Linked DNA regions of Homo sapiens: region 1 is linked to region 2. A link is a loop called in an ENCODE intact Hi-C map of the cell type or tissue named here. Cell type or tissue: HepG2. All regions are shown on one strand. Each heading gives the region's core, and the rest is flanking DNA. Links, peaks and the distances in the headings are about the cores only.

Evidence for each region. Hi-C counts contacts between places; a loop is a spot of excess contacts. Peaks named below come from ENCODE experiments on the same cell type or tissue, not always from the same donor. Only the 100,000 strongest peaks of a DNase experiment are listed, where the experiment ranks them.
Region 1: a loop joins it to region 2, with 8 times the contacts of the local background. A loop is called at or near these places in 2 of 110 quality-filtered maps.

What each region holds. Positions count from the first base shown.
Region 1 is chr14:50,872,342-50,879,213 of GRCh38, forward strand. ABHD12B (abhydrolase domain containing 12B) reads left to right here. Exons shown (of 13, transcript NM_001206673.2): 2 at 5,611-5,738; 3 at 6,404-6,506. Among named protein-coding and RNA genes, the nearest start is that of ABHD12B, 3.7 kb to the left of the region's middle. RefSeq lists a silencer at 3,195-3,244. In HepG2, for the core only: no CTCF peak of the experiment used is centred there; DNase peaks (open chromatin) are centred at 2,700, 3,220 and 4,355; H3K4me3 peaks cover 1,503 bases.
Region 2 is chr14:50,931,907-50,939,410 of GRCh38, forward strand. PYGL (glycogen phosphorylase L) reads right to left here. Exons shown (of 20, transcript NM_002863.5): 2 at 5,830-5,931; 3 at 3,201-3,279. Among named protein-coding and RNA genes, the nearest start is that of PYGL, 8.8 kb to the right of the region's middle. In HepG2, for the core only: no CTCF peak of the experiment used is centred there; a DNase peak (open chromatin) is centred at 3,875.

The DNA.
Region 1 (6,872 bases), core at 359-5,358, 61 kb before region 2:
AGGGGGCCAGGGCGCGGCCGAGGCCGCAATCCCCTCTGCTGGCCCGGGCCCAAGGCCCAGCATTGTGGCTTCCGGGGGACCTCGGCGGCCCCCTGAGAACTCTAGGGCTCTTTGGTTGCCCTTGCTATCCTCAGCCTCAATCCCAACCTGGACCAGCGAGACTCTCAGGTTTGGTATTTCAGGAAGTTATAACTTTTGGGGGCTTCTGAAATACAGATGCCAGGGAGATGGTTGAATTCCTACACCAATCTCTATTATCTGACCATTTTGCTAACATACAAGATGGATCTGAATGACATTAGTAATAGTGACAATAGTAATATATGTTGTAATCTTGGACGGGATCCTCTTAGGTCAAGGGCCTATCTGTGTAGGTGGAAAAGAATCAGAAAATCCGTGCCTAGTTCCCTGAGTGTGAACTCCCTGGCATGTATTTAAAGAAAACACCTCCAGTATGCTAAAGATGTACATAGTGTGTTGAAACCATAACTTGGCATTACCTGTGCCAAGTTCTTATGTTGTTTAAGTCTGAAATGTATCAGTGGGTGTTTCGGGTTTTGTTTCTGTTTTCTTCCTCCCATGGATCCTCGGTTTAAACAGTAATCTTAAATTACCTGAATCCACCTGCAACATATTGTCAGTCTTGTTTGCACTGAAGCCAGGTATTGGTTGGAGATCGTGGACCCAGGACACGTGGGTATTTCATTTAGTTTTGTTGGTGTGGGAAGGTATTGGCATTTTTACTTCCCTCTTTCTATTCCTTTTGTTTAATTTGTGCTGATTAGAAAATATCCAAAAATTACATCCAGACACAGGAGACCTCACTTTGGAGTGCCCAGAGTGATGATGACAAACGGGGATCTTTTCTCTCTCTCTCTCTCTTTTTTTTTTCTTTTTTGAGACAAGGGTTTCACTCTGTTGCCCAGGCTGGAGTGCAGTGGCACAATCTTGGCTCATTCCCAGGGCTCCAGCGATCCTCCCGTCTCAGCCTCCCCAGTAGCTGGGACTACAGGCACCTGCCACCACACTGAGCTGATTTTTGTATTTTGTGTAGATATGGGTTTTCACTACATTGTTCAGGTTGGTCTCAAACTCCTGGAGCTCACAGATTCCACCTGCCTTGGCACCCCAAAGTGTTGGGATTACAGGTGTGAGCCACTGCACCTGGTCTCTTTTCTCTTCTATTCCTTTTTATTCTCATTGCAGACAGCAGAGTGCTGGCAGCTCTGCAGGGGCCCAGTCACCTAGAACCCATGCCTCCCAGCTCTGGGTTGGATCTGAACACGTGGCAGAATGTCCTGATTGCACTTGTCAAACTGCATATTAACAGGACTTCTCTCCCAGATGTGGTGATTCTGGGAACGTTGACATCTAATGTTTTTCACTTTGATGGTCTCTGTGGAATTGATGGCTGATTATTTAACATTTATTTGGCAGTAAAGGGCATTTATTAGGCAGAGAATCAAAGTTGCACATCATACTCATAGAGAATAACCCACTTTGTTGATAATGGAGTGGGAGATAGGGAGTTGGGGACCATCTATTACTTGCCTTACTAATTAGTGAAAAAAGTCTCAAGAGACACTTCCTGAAAGAACAAAATACTAGCGTATGTCTTCATCTGAGCAGAAGATTATTGGCTACCATAAGATGTGCTGAGGCTGAGGCCCAGACCCATTTCCACTATCCCAAGTCCTCTTTGATTCTTGGAGCCGGGTTCACTTAGGTGAGCAAACCTTCATGGAGGGCTTGCCATGCCCCTGGCCCTGATCATGGCACTGGAACTAGTGGGATGTGTTGTGAGACCCAAGAACATTTCATCATATGATTTTTTCAGTGGCTATTTTTTAATGCCTTGGGAATCTAGTTATTTATTTTACAAAAATTTTTATCAAATCCAGTTGCTGCTTAAGGTGGGTGGGCCAAGGAGAGTAAGTCTCCACTTTACAACTGGTTTTCTTTAAATTAGAAAAATGAGGCCAGGCATTGTGGCTCACATCTGTAATCCCAGCACTTTGGGAAGCCAAGGCGGGCAGATCATGAGGTCAGGAGATGGAGACCATCCTGGCTAACACAGTGAAACCCTGTCTCTACTAAAAATACAAAAAATTAGCCAGGCGTGGTGGCACATGCCCGTAGTCCCAGCTACTCCGGAGGCTGAGGCAGGAGAATTGCTTGAACCTGGGAGGCGGAGGTTGGAGTGAGCCGAGATCGCACCACTGCACTCCAGCCTGGGTGACAGAGCGAGACTCCGTCTCAAAAAAAAATAATAATAAAAAAAGAAAAATGGAAAATGTGCTCCAGAAGGAAGTTGGGGGAAACCAAAGGTTTATTTTCCTCCTCATTTCCCCCATTCCACCCCAAGTCATTACAATCCTAGATAGTGCTCAGAAAATGTGCAGGAGTAGGCTGATAAATGTGTTCATTCTTTCCACAGCGTTGGTTCTTTATTATCTATTGGATAGTATTCTAGTCTTGGTCACACAGCAGTAAATAAAACAGACAAAATCCTTGCTCTGTGGAGCACACATTGATTCATTTGCAATTGTAAGTAAAAAAAAGAAAATGAAGTCCTTCCTCTTTCCTCTGAAGCTACCAATAAATGTTGCTTCCTTCTCCCTTACAAAATAAATGCACTCTCTTTCTATTTTCAACCTATGCGTCAATATTTACTGAGCTCAGCCCTGGGCTAGACAGAGGGAAATGTAAAGGAAGCATTCTATGCCATGTTGTTCTTGTTGTCTGTGGCCTGATAGAGTGGAGAAGACAGGGCTAATAATGGGAAAGCCATCACAGAACAATTCAAGGCCAGCTGAGGCCCCGTTATTATTTGTGGGAGGAAAGACAAGAGAGGAGAGGTCACCATGGAATGATCTCTCCAGGAGACTTTGACAAAAAAGAGATACTTCCATGGGTGTGAAGGAAGAGGGGATTTGGTTGGGAGGATGTCTCCCGGTGCTTGGTGACAAACACATGTCGACTGAGTGAATTGGCACACAGGTTGAAGGTACCTGTCTTAATATTTGAAATAGTAAATGTAGTTAGATTTGGGCTTCCCAAAGTTGGTTTGCAGAAACCTCTGAGCATGAGTGATTCACCCTGTAGCAGCTCAGACTCCACCAGCTTTCACCAGTAAGAATCATCCAGTTAGGTTCTGAGTCCCCTGTGGGACGCTGTGTGGTTACAGCTGCAGCTGATCAAAGGGCAAGTGAAAGAACACCAAAGCACCAAGGTGGCCGTTTGATGTGGCTGGCCGTTAGCGGGGATTGGGCTGAAACTGCATCCTCTGCTCAAATAAGGTCTATTAGCCACTGGTGACTTTTGATCCCTTACTGATCTAGGGGAAGTCAAATTGACAACCCCTTAGTTAAAAGAAGCTGCTTTGCATTATTGATGCTCTGAGGATCTGGTCACTCTGTTCTCTTCCCGCAGTGCATCTCAGAAAAGTGCCTCGAGCTATTTGAGAGAAGGACTGTGTATGAATTATTCCTTAAAAAACAGACACACATTTCCCTCTACTGCCTCTGCTTCCCAAGCAGACCTTCAAAACATAGCTTAGCGGGAGACTACCCTGCCTACCTTCAAAAGACAGCTTAGCTGGAGACTAACAGGCAGGGTGGAGGTGAGTGAGGGGAGCTTAGAAGGAAGCCAGCAGGAGCCAGCAGCTGGAAGGAGGCACAGTTCAGCCTTGGGTTCAGTTCTGTCCATTTGGGCTTGATCTGTGGCTCAAAGTGGCTTCTCTGGGTTTTGATTTCTTATCTCTAAAATCAGAACAACAATGTCCTCTCCTTCCTGCCGCCTTCATGGCAGGGGTGGTGGGGTGCTATTTTAAAGTATTATGAAACAATCATTTTCATTTCTTTCTTGCTGATTTTATGAGTAGGCAATTGCCAGCGTATGATGTATTCAAAAATCTATCCATTACCCTTAGCCCACATATCTTTTCCACTTCTTGCAGAACTGCTGGAAATTCATCAGAGATTCATTATCTTCTCTCTTCGTGCCTCTTCCAAACACATATAAGTGCTCTGATTTTTAAGTCATTAACACTTCAGGGGGAATTAATTTTTTTAGAGGTCTTTCTTTGATGACTTTGTTATCAGAGGGCTCCTGAGAATACAGGAGCAGGAAGGAGGAAAGAAGAAAGGACGGGACCCTGCTGAGAGGGCTAAGGTGCAGAAGGAGATCTTAAAACAAGATTGTCTATGAGCAGAATTTTGCCAGAGGCCAGCTTTGTTCCTGGGGTTCATTTCTGCTTACATGGATGTCACCAAGACTGTGACATCCTGGAGATCATTATAAGACTATGGGATCAGACAGACCTGGGTATGTGTGGCTCTGCCATTCATTGACTTGTGACCTTGGAAAGATTACTTAACTTTCCAGTCTCATTTGCAAAGCAAAGGTAATAATTATCTTCCAAAAATGCCTCTGGTCTAGCATAGAAATCAGGGCAGGGGAGACAATTTATCAAAAATGCTTTCCAGCCCCTCAACCTTACCATTTGATTATATTAAACAGTTTTAACAATGATCTCTTACAACATGGAAAGGGACTTACTTAATGGATAATGTGGGCAAAAACTGGAAGCAGGAGGTGATGACATTGACCTCCTGTATCCCTCACCTCTCTAAGACCCTCACAAGAGAGGTGGCTTGAGACAGAGGTGTCCTTAGTGACCCCTCATGGACAAATCGTCACTTGTGTGCTGACAGCTCCTGATTGGGTGGTTTGTGTCACAGGGAACAATAGCGTAGGCAAGATGTGCATGCGCCCATCCCACTCCCTGACCAGGCTCCAGCCCTGTGCCTCATGGGTCCATCTCTTCCAGGGATCTCATCTCAGAAGTGGGGTCTCCTAACACTGGCTCATTTCTTCCTAAGATAAGTCCAGAATATAGAGGATCTAGGGATTATTCCCTCACTGCCTGAGACTAATGATAAGAATAGCTAACACATATAGTGCAGAATTGTGATATAATTAAAAACTGCAGCAACTGTTAAACTGTCTGAATCCTGTTTACTGGTGACTTTGGGGTCCAGCCTCAGCCTTCTATGGGGCTACAGTAAGGGACCAAACCTGGCTGTGGTGCGAACATATCCCTTCCCTTCCTGTCCCTGCCATGTCCTGGCTTTTTCAGCTACTGGTTGGGGCCCTGCCCTATTACTTTCCTTACCTGGTTTCCCCTTAGTCCCAGTCTTGGCCTGCCGTGTAGATAATTCCTTGTCATTGTGTAAAAGATTTTGCTTAAATGCCATCTGACCCAGAATTCCCAGTGTTAGTCTCTGAAATTTGGGGGCGGATCACCTGAGGTCAGGAGTTCGAGACCAGCCTGGCCAACATGGTGAAACCCTGTCTCTACTAAAAATACAAAAATTAGCCAGGCATGGTGGTGGGTGCCTGTAATGCCAGCTACTTGGGAGGCTCAGGCAGGAGAATTGCTTGATCCCGGGAGGCAGAGGTTGCAGTGAGCTGAGAACATGCCATTGCACTCCAGCCTGGGCAACAAGAGCAGAACTCTGTCCAAAAAAAAACAAAGAAAAAGAAAAAAACAAACCAAGACAAATGGATTAATTTCGAAAACCTTGTGTGTTTCCCAATACCTTGCAGATATTTTCCACACTCCTGTTCAATGCTCGGAAGAAAAATTGCTGCTCTGTATGACAGCTTTACTAGTAAATCCTTAAAAGAACACGTTTTCCTTCCTCTGATAGACATGCTAATTTATTTTAATTTTTGTAAGTATGGACCTTCCATAAATTTTCCTATATAATTTTTCCCAAATAAAGACCTCAGTACCCTTAAAGTTGTGACGTAGTGAAAAGACATGTCAGCTGTAAAATTGTGGTTAGACTGAAATGGTCTGAAACTTATTTAATATTGACTTTGAAGTCTAGCAGGAATCCTTGCAAACTGTTGGGAGTAAAGAGAGATGCATGGCCTTGTGGGTGGGGGTTCCATTCACAGTCCTTCTAGTTCTTACCTGCTTGCCTCCTGGTAAGCAGGTAGTTCTGGACATTTCTTGCCTTTTGGCTGATGATTAGGTTTCACCGAAGTAGCAGAATACTTATTATTTTCTTCTAGGCCTTTTTACCTTCTTAGGGGAATGGTCTCCACTGCTTTTAAAAAGCTGGAGACAAGGATAAGGATTGAATAACTCTGTTTCTCTATTATGAGCCATGACACTGATGCTATTTTAAAATCTAGCTTTTAGGTTTTTGTTTTTTGCCCCTCCTCTGCAGGCTAGTCCTAGCTGATAAAATAAAATACTCTGCTAGGAGTTTAGTGTAGTAGCTTGCAACTTAGAAGCCTGTTAACCTGTGTAGGCTAATTCCTTTCTTTGATTGTGATTAAAAGGCATGGAATTTGATTCTTGAAGTTGATAATGATTTTTACTTTCCAGTCAAAGCCCCATTTCTTGTGGATTTAAAGAAACCAGAGTTAAAGATTCCTCACACAGTGAACTTCTACCTGAGAGTTGAACCTGGGGTGATGCTAGGGATCTGGTGAGTGCACGGATGGGACACCGGGTTGCTTGATGGGGCAGGTGTTCCTGTTAGGACTCAGAGGAGCAGTGCTGTGTTACCTGCCCACGGAGAGGTCGGTGCTCCTGGAGGTACCTGGAGGCTGTTTCCTACACCTTCCTCTTCTGTTGATTTGCTTGATTTTCCTAAGAATTTTGCTTTGGAGTATAGACATTTAGGTGTTGCCCTTGGCTTCTGGCCTCACCCATCCCTTCTGCCTTATTCCATACCACCCTTGCCTTCATGCCCTTAACTCCAGACACACTGTCCTCCTAGGACATGCTCTGCCTTCAAGGCTTCCTTCTATTTCTCAGCTCCCTGCCTTCCCTCTTGCCTTGCTAACTGTCT
Region 2 (7,504 bases), core at 1,334-6,333:
GATACTACTGCACAATGGGTATTGATTTTTAAAAATAACTCATTTCTAATTATAAAATTAATACTATAGAAAAGTTAGAAAATGCAAAAATGTATAAAGAAGAAAATCTCATCTATGACCTCACCATCTAGAAATAACTATTGTGTACATTTTGTTTGAGAACAGATAAGGAAGCCAACCTGCACCAGATAATGTCGATTATTGTCCCCACACTGCCTTTTCTAAGGGAAGCTGTCTCTATCCTCCCCTAAGACTCACCCCACTGGAAAAGACAGTCCCAGGAGAGTATAACTTATATGTGTCCCATTCCCTTCCAGCAACTGACTGACAAGATATTCTGTGGCCAGCTCTGTTTCTTCCTGGCTAATGGAATTCCACTGTTGTTCAGATATTAGGTGATCATATGCTTCAGGGAGGCTGAACCAGGAAGTGAATCTTGCTGGATTGGTCTAATCTGCTAAGCCAATCATAGCAATTGTATTTCCTTCTCCGTGGGCATACAATGACATTCAATCAGATGAGTGGTGCTAGAAAGTCTGTTGGGTATAGGAGAATTCTGGGAAAGATTTTCCTTGCTGCCACTGTCTTTTTTCCATGAGGGGAAAGACAAAAGGACCAGAGACCTGGAGTCCTGCTATACTCCTGCTGCTGAATAAACCAGTCTTGGAATGGCCTTACCTCTGGAGTTCTTGTTATATGATAACACATGTCCTTTTTGATTGAAGCATTTTTGCTAGGTTTTCTGTTATTTAATGACAGGGCATCTGATCCAGAACAGTTAACCAACAGGCTGGGTAAGGATCTGTCTTGTGGCTGGATGAAAACTAAGGTGTTACACTAATCAGATTGTCCCTCCCAGGAATTTAAGCTGAGAAATATACACAGAATGAGGAAGTGTACAGTAGGAATTAAAACTGACAAGAATATTAAAAGCTGTAGATCAAACAGAAAGGGATTGAATGAGGTTGGTGGTACAGCCCTTAAAACAGAGATCCACAAACACAAATGGCCTAGGCTTTCAAGTTTTTCTTACATCGCCAATCCCTGTGCTCACATATGGCCTGGCTCTGCTCCCATTCCTGTTCTCTTTGAGCTGTGGCTCTTCGGCTTTTCCTGAGTCCTGATCAGATTATCTTTAGAGGGGGTCCCAACTTAGATGAGATCATCTAATGAGAATTCTCAGCTTCATCAGCCTCTTCACTCTGACTTCATCAGTCAACTCAAGGAGCGATGTCATGAATGTCAGACACAGAGTTAACCTAGCTAACAAAGACTGAGGGCTCGGGCTTCACATAAAAGGTAGGCAGGCTGGTTCTTATTCTCAGATGTGCATCAGCACTGCTGGCCTTCCTGCAGCCCCATAGAAAGCCTACTAAATTGTCTGATAATTAACTTCACAGGAAGGTGGCAAGTATCCCACAGGCATTGTTTTATTTTGTTTTGTTCATTATTAATGACAATGTTAAAGCACACTGTGACTAATGTACTAAGGATGAAAAAAATGAAACAGATGCAAATGGCTTTCTAGTAACTTGGGTGTATGCAAAATCAGAAGATTTTTGAACAATTTCTAAAAGAGAGGAGATAATTATTTTTCATAGAATACAATCTGATACATGTGTGGTAGTACATTTTTATTATTAAATTTAAATTTCACAAATAATACATTAATGCATCTTCCTTAAAAATATTAAAAGTTACAGACAAAAAAATTTATTATGCCAGCATCCCCTTTGATCGCTATCCCAGTTCTGCACTCCTCCCTACAGGGGGTCGTAGGGAACAGTTTCGTATTTAAAATTCCAGACCTTTTTTTCTACATATTCACATTATATACATATGTACACACACACATATATACACACACACACACATATATGTCTGGAATATATATCTTCCAGATCTTTTTCCTATATATTTACACACACACAGACACATACATATATATTCACAGAAAATATTTAATTTTTAAAAAACAAATGGTATCACACTGTATGGCTTTAATGCAATTTGATTTCGCTTTTAATTTGGAGATCTAGCTAGGAAAGTACATCTAGGTCAATTTTGTTCTTCAACAATCAGTGTAGTACTTTTATAAACTACACTGTAACAATTATTTTCCCCACATGTCTTCTTATGTGTGTGCTTCTTTAGGGTAGATATCAAGTGGAATTACTTGGTTATAGAGATGTGTATTTTCTAAACTAATGGAGCTGGTATTGTATTTTTAGTGCTTTCCTATATATTTGATGAAAAATTATTCCCTGAAAAAAGCAAAGAACTCAAATTGTATCCACACACAAAAAGGACATTATTAACAAAATCATACCAATAATATTAGTGTATCATTGCCCACTAGTCAATCAAGCAGTCAAGTGCACAAGGCAAGACAATGGTTGACCAACTGGGGTCATGCCTCTGACCTGGAGTCTACCACTGAAAAAATAAAATAAAATAAAACAACAGCAACTTAACTTAGGTCATGCCACACAAGGATGTGAATTGAGAAGCTTTGAACAAATAATAGTGAAGTAAAGACACTACTTTTGACCTAGACGTACTTTACTGGATAGATCTCCAAACTAAAAAAGAAATCACATTGTATTAAAGCCATACAGTGTGATACCATTTATTTTTTAAAAAATTAAATATTTTCTATGAATATATATATGTGTATGTGTGTGTGTAAATATGTAGAAAAAAGGTCTGGAAGATATATATTCCAGACATTTACATGTGTGTGTATGTGTGTGTATATATATATATGTGTGTGTGTGTTTGTGTGTACATATGTATATAATGTGAATGAATATGCAGAAAAAAGGTCTGGAATTCTAAATACTAAACTGTTCCCTATGACCCCCTATAGGGAGGAGCACAGAACTGGGGTAGTGATCAAAGGGGGTGCTAGCATAATAAATTTTTTAGTGTGTTAACATTTAACATACTCTTAAGTGCATAGGAAGGATCTGGTTAACTGAGTTTTAAGCAGTGTCTCTTTTGTTCAAGTTCCCATCTCTACTATTTGTCTAGAATTGATCAAACCAAAGTGCAAACTCAAGAACAAATACATCTACAACCAGGTCATACCTTGCGCTTCTTCTAGGAAGCCTGCCTGGTTCTTGCAAGCATGGTCATGCATGGCATCTGAGATGTCTTCAATCGGCCAGACAATATAATACACTCACAATGTCACTTACCAGCAAGTCTCCCAAGACCACCATTGCCAAGTCCAGCATCTTCTTCAATTTCTTCTAACTCTTCTATATCCAATCCAAGCTGGTAATGAAAGGAAAACAATATTGGAAGCAGATAAAAATTCAGGCCATTCAGAGGGACAGCCATTTCCTACAGCTCTGGGTAAAGGTATTCAGGTTTAGCTGTGTACCTAATCTAGCGTCAGCTCCCTTGCAGCTTGTTCTGGCATCAGGTACTGACTGCAGAGGCAAACTGTATGAGATGGTGCAGCTGCAGCATGGAGAAAAGTGTAAGCTCTAAAAGTCCATTATTGACTCTGTTACTTCTTACATGACCCTGGGCAAGCTACTAACTCTATGCCTCAATTTTCCTATTTAAAAAAGTGGAGGCTAACAGTACCTACCTCACTGATGATTGCCGTGAATTAAATGAGATTATACAAACAAAGCATTTAGAACTATTCTTGGGCAGATATCCCTCAATAAATGTTAGCTATTATCATTAAAAAAAATTGTGTGTGTGTGTGTACAGTAGGGTTAAAACCTCAGAAACAGTCCAGTACCAAGCTGATATTAATTGGACTGAGGGATTTTGAAAATGACCGAAAGGTCTCAGGGTCAGACGTTCCAGAATGGACTAAAGTTCATCTTTTCATGACCACAGCATATTTACTCAGTAGGGTCAAAAGTTGTCAACTCAAAACCAGTTAGTGGGTTACTGCCCTGGAGACCTGGGTCCTGACAGCAGGCAGGGAAACTGCAGTCCTGCAATCCAGCTGGATGGGGTAAAATCCTTTACTTTTCCCTGGGGTGGATAAGAAGCTGTGGGAAGCCAAATAGCATCTGTGAACTTGGGCACGGATGGGACTGATTGCCAGCTAGCTCCCTGCCCCAAAGTGCTGGGGATCACACAGCAGAGTCCACAGCACCACTGGGCACCCATGACAGAGCTCTGCAGCCCTGGAGATCACATTGGATTGCTCATTTTACGATGAAAGAATTGTTGGTCAGGCAAATGACTTGTTCCATCCTGACTAGATGCTAATCTAGCCCAGGCATGGCTAAAGGTGGCCTACTGTGAAACAACTGGGTTCTTATCTGAAGTTAGGCAACCCATGAAACTGGGTATTTTTTTTAAATGGAAAAATAATTTGCACATTTGAAGACATATGTGGAAGATGCACCAGTGCTTGAAGTTGTGCCCCCGTTTCCATGGCACCTGTTTGGATTCCTACCTGTCACACAGGTCTTGACAACTGTATCTTACGAGTTCAACCTTGGTTATGCTTCTGTTCAGTGTTAAAGGGCCTTTCAAATTTGCTCTCTGCAGATTAGAGCTTACTAGGTTCCTGGTGTAAGCCAACTGCTGGTGCTAACACTCAGAATTTTTAAATTCTAAAAACGTAAGTCTAAAGCATGATATAGGCTGGCACGGTGACTCACACTTGTAATTCCAGCATTTTGGGAGGCCAAGGTGGGTGGATCACCTGAGGTCAGGAGTTCGAGACCAGCTTGGCCAAAATGGCGAAACCCCATCTCTACTAAAAATACAGAAATGAGCTGGGCAAGGTGGTGCATGCCTGTAATCCCAGCTACTCAGGAGGCTGAGGCTGGGAGGTGGAGATTGCAGGGAGCTGAGATCGTGCCACTGCACTCCAGCCTGCGTAACAGGACGAGACTCCGTCTCAAAAAAAAAAAAAAGTATGATATAAATTTTGAGCAAGTAGACATGGATCACATCACCCTGCCTGGCTATAGGCTACTCCAAGGGAGAGATGTTATTTTCAGCTGATATTAGGGGAAGGAGAGGGAAGGGACATGGAGAGGACCTGCAGGGGTTCTTTCACAGGAAATACTCCACCTAACCCACATGTATGTGAGTTAGCTATGACCTGGTTGTAGACGTATTTGTTCTTGAGCGAAGGACACATGAGGGGACAATCCCATGGCAAAGGAAATGAAAAGTTTGAACAGTCTCTCATTTAGAATGTGTCTTTGCAAATACACATTTCTCCTTTCAACCACATCAAAAAGGTTAAGGGCTACCTGTTTTGGGTATGAAGGTGCCTGAAGCTCAGGAAAGAAAAAGTTAAATATATTCATGAAAACAACTTAGCACATTAGGGTTAAGACTTCAAGCTTCTCCTTTAAGGAGGAAGTGTATTTTACATCTCATTAAGCAACAGAGAAAGTATGACAACAGAATTTTTAAAGCTGATCATTTTCACAAATTGCCTTGATACATGAATAACAAAGTTTGATCATTTCTTAAAAATGAGATAGAAGCCCAAAGTAAAGATTGTGATTCTGATAGCAGAAGACTCAAGTACTTTTAAAAGGCTTGTTCAGACACTAATTTCTGAAATGTAATCTGTGAGGAATGCTGTCAAAGACTTTGATTGCAAAAGAAAATTCTCATGAGTCATAACGAGTTATCTAACTTTTTCTGGTTGTTCCTCTTAAATGAGAGATTACCAGTGATGTATATTTCTAAAAGTTTGTAATAGCCACATCTATAGAGGCGATTTTTCACTCTTATTTTACTTTATTTTTTTGTGCAATGTCCCCAAGTTTCCTGAAGTGCACATGAAATTTAAAGAGACAGGATGAGAGAAATCTAGGAACAATGTACCTGGTAAATGGCCTCATCACAGGCATTTTGCAGACCGAGGTTGATCATGGTGTTCTGTAATGTTCGGCCCATGTAAAATTCCAGAGAGAGGTAATATACCCTCTGAAATAAAGAAAAGAGAGATAATGTTTCCCCCAAGAGATCAACCTCACTTAACATAAAAACACAAGGTCATGTGTTAGGTCACCAATAAGAAACAAACAGGCAGGACTATGTCACCACAGGTTCGAATGAGACTCCCGTCAGAGGTGTTTGAACCAAAGTGACTCCATCTTGAATAGGAGCTGGGTAAAATAAGGCTGAGACCTACTGGGCTGCATTCTCAGAACGTTTGGCATTCTAAGTCACAGGATGAAATAGGAGGTCTGCACAAGATACAGGTCACAGAAACCTTGCTGATAAAAGGTTTTCTTTGCCTCCTTTTTAATGATTCCAAATTAGCATGGACTTAAGATATTTAAAAATATTTCAAAATCTTTTCTTTTTTTATTTTAAAGACAAAGTCTTGCTCTGTCACCAGGCTGAAGTGCAATGGTCCAATATCAGCTCACTGCAACCTCTACCTCCTGGGTTCAAGAGATTGTCCTGCCTCAGCCTCCTGAGGAGCTGGGACTACAGGCATGCGCCACCATGCCCAGCTAATTTTTCTATTTTTAGTAGAGATGGGGTTTACTCCATGTTGGTCAGGCTGGTCTCGAACTCCTGACCTCAGGTGATCCGCCCACCTCGGCCTCCCAAAGTGCTGAGATTAGAGGCGCGAGCCACTGCGCCCGGCCCCTTTACTTTCTTAATAAACTTGCTTTCACTTTACTCTATGAATTTGCCTCAAATTCTTGTGCGAGATCCAAGAACCCTCTCTTGGAGTCTGGGATGGTGACTCCTTTCTGCTAACACTCCTATAGAGATGTATGAAGGACTAAATAAAAGTGTTACTGACAACAGGTTTTGGCAAAGCACTATTTTTGGCGAAGTAATTCAGTATTTTTTACCCCCGGGGAGAAAAAAAGCAAACTCATCTAAGTAGATTCAATGTTTTGTGTTTTTTCCCTCTCCTGATCATGAACCTCATGAATAAAGCATAGGTTTTGGACAAACAGAAGTCAGACGGCCATAGCTCACCATTCATTAATAAAATATTTATAGGGCACCTTGGTGGGTGCCGGTAAGCTGAGTTGGCTATGACTATCTCAAGTCATCCAAGAAACACAAAGATTAACTCCCACACACCGCATGGGTAGAAAATATTCCTCCTTGGCTGATTACTGTAAGAAATTTTACAGTTTAATTAATTAATTAATTTATTTATTTATTGATGGATTGATTGAGACACAGTCTCCCTCTGTCGGCCAGGCTGGAGTGCAGTGGCGCAATCTCAGCTCACTGCAACCTCTGTCTCCTAGTTCAAGCAATTCTCCTTCAGCCTCCTGAGTAGCTGAGACTACAGGCGCCTGCCACCATGCCCAGCTAATTTTTGTATTTTTAGTAGAAACAAGGTTTTGCCATGTTGGCCAGCCTGGTCTTGAACTCCTAACCTCAGGTGATCTGCCTGCCTTGGCCTCCCAAAGTGCTGGGATTACAGGCGTGAGCCAAGCGCCCGGCCTACAATTAATTTTAGAATCAAATTTTTCTATAAAGTCTATTTACTGGCAAGTTCCTTATGAACAAGAAGACTACC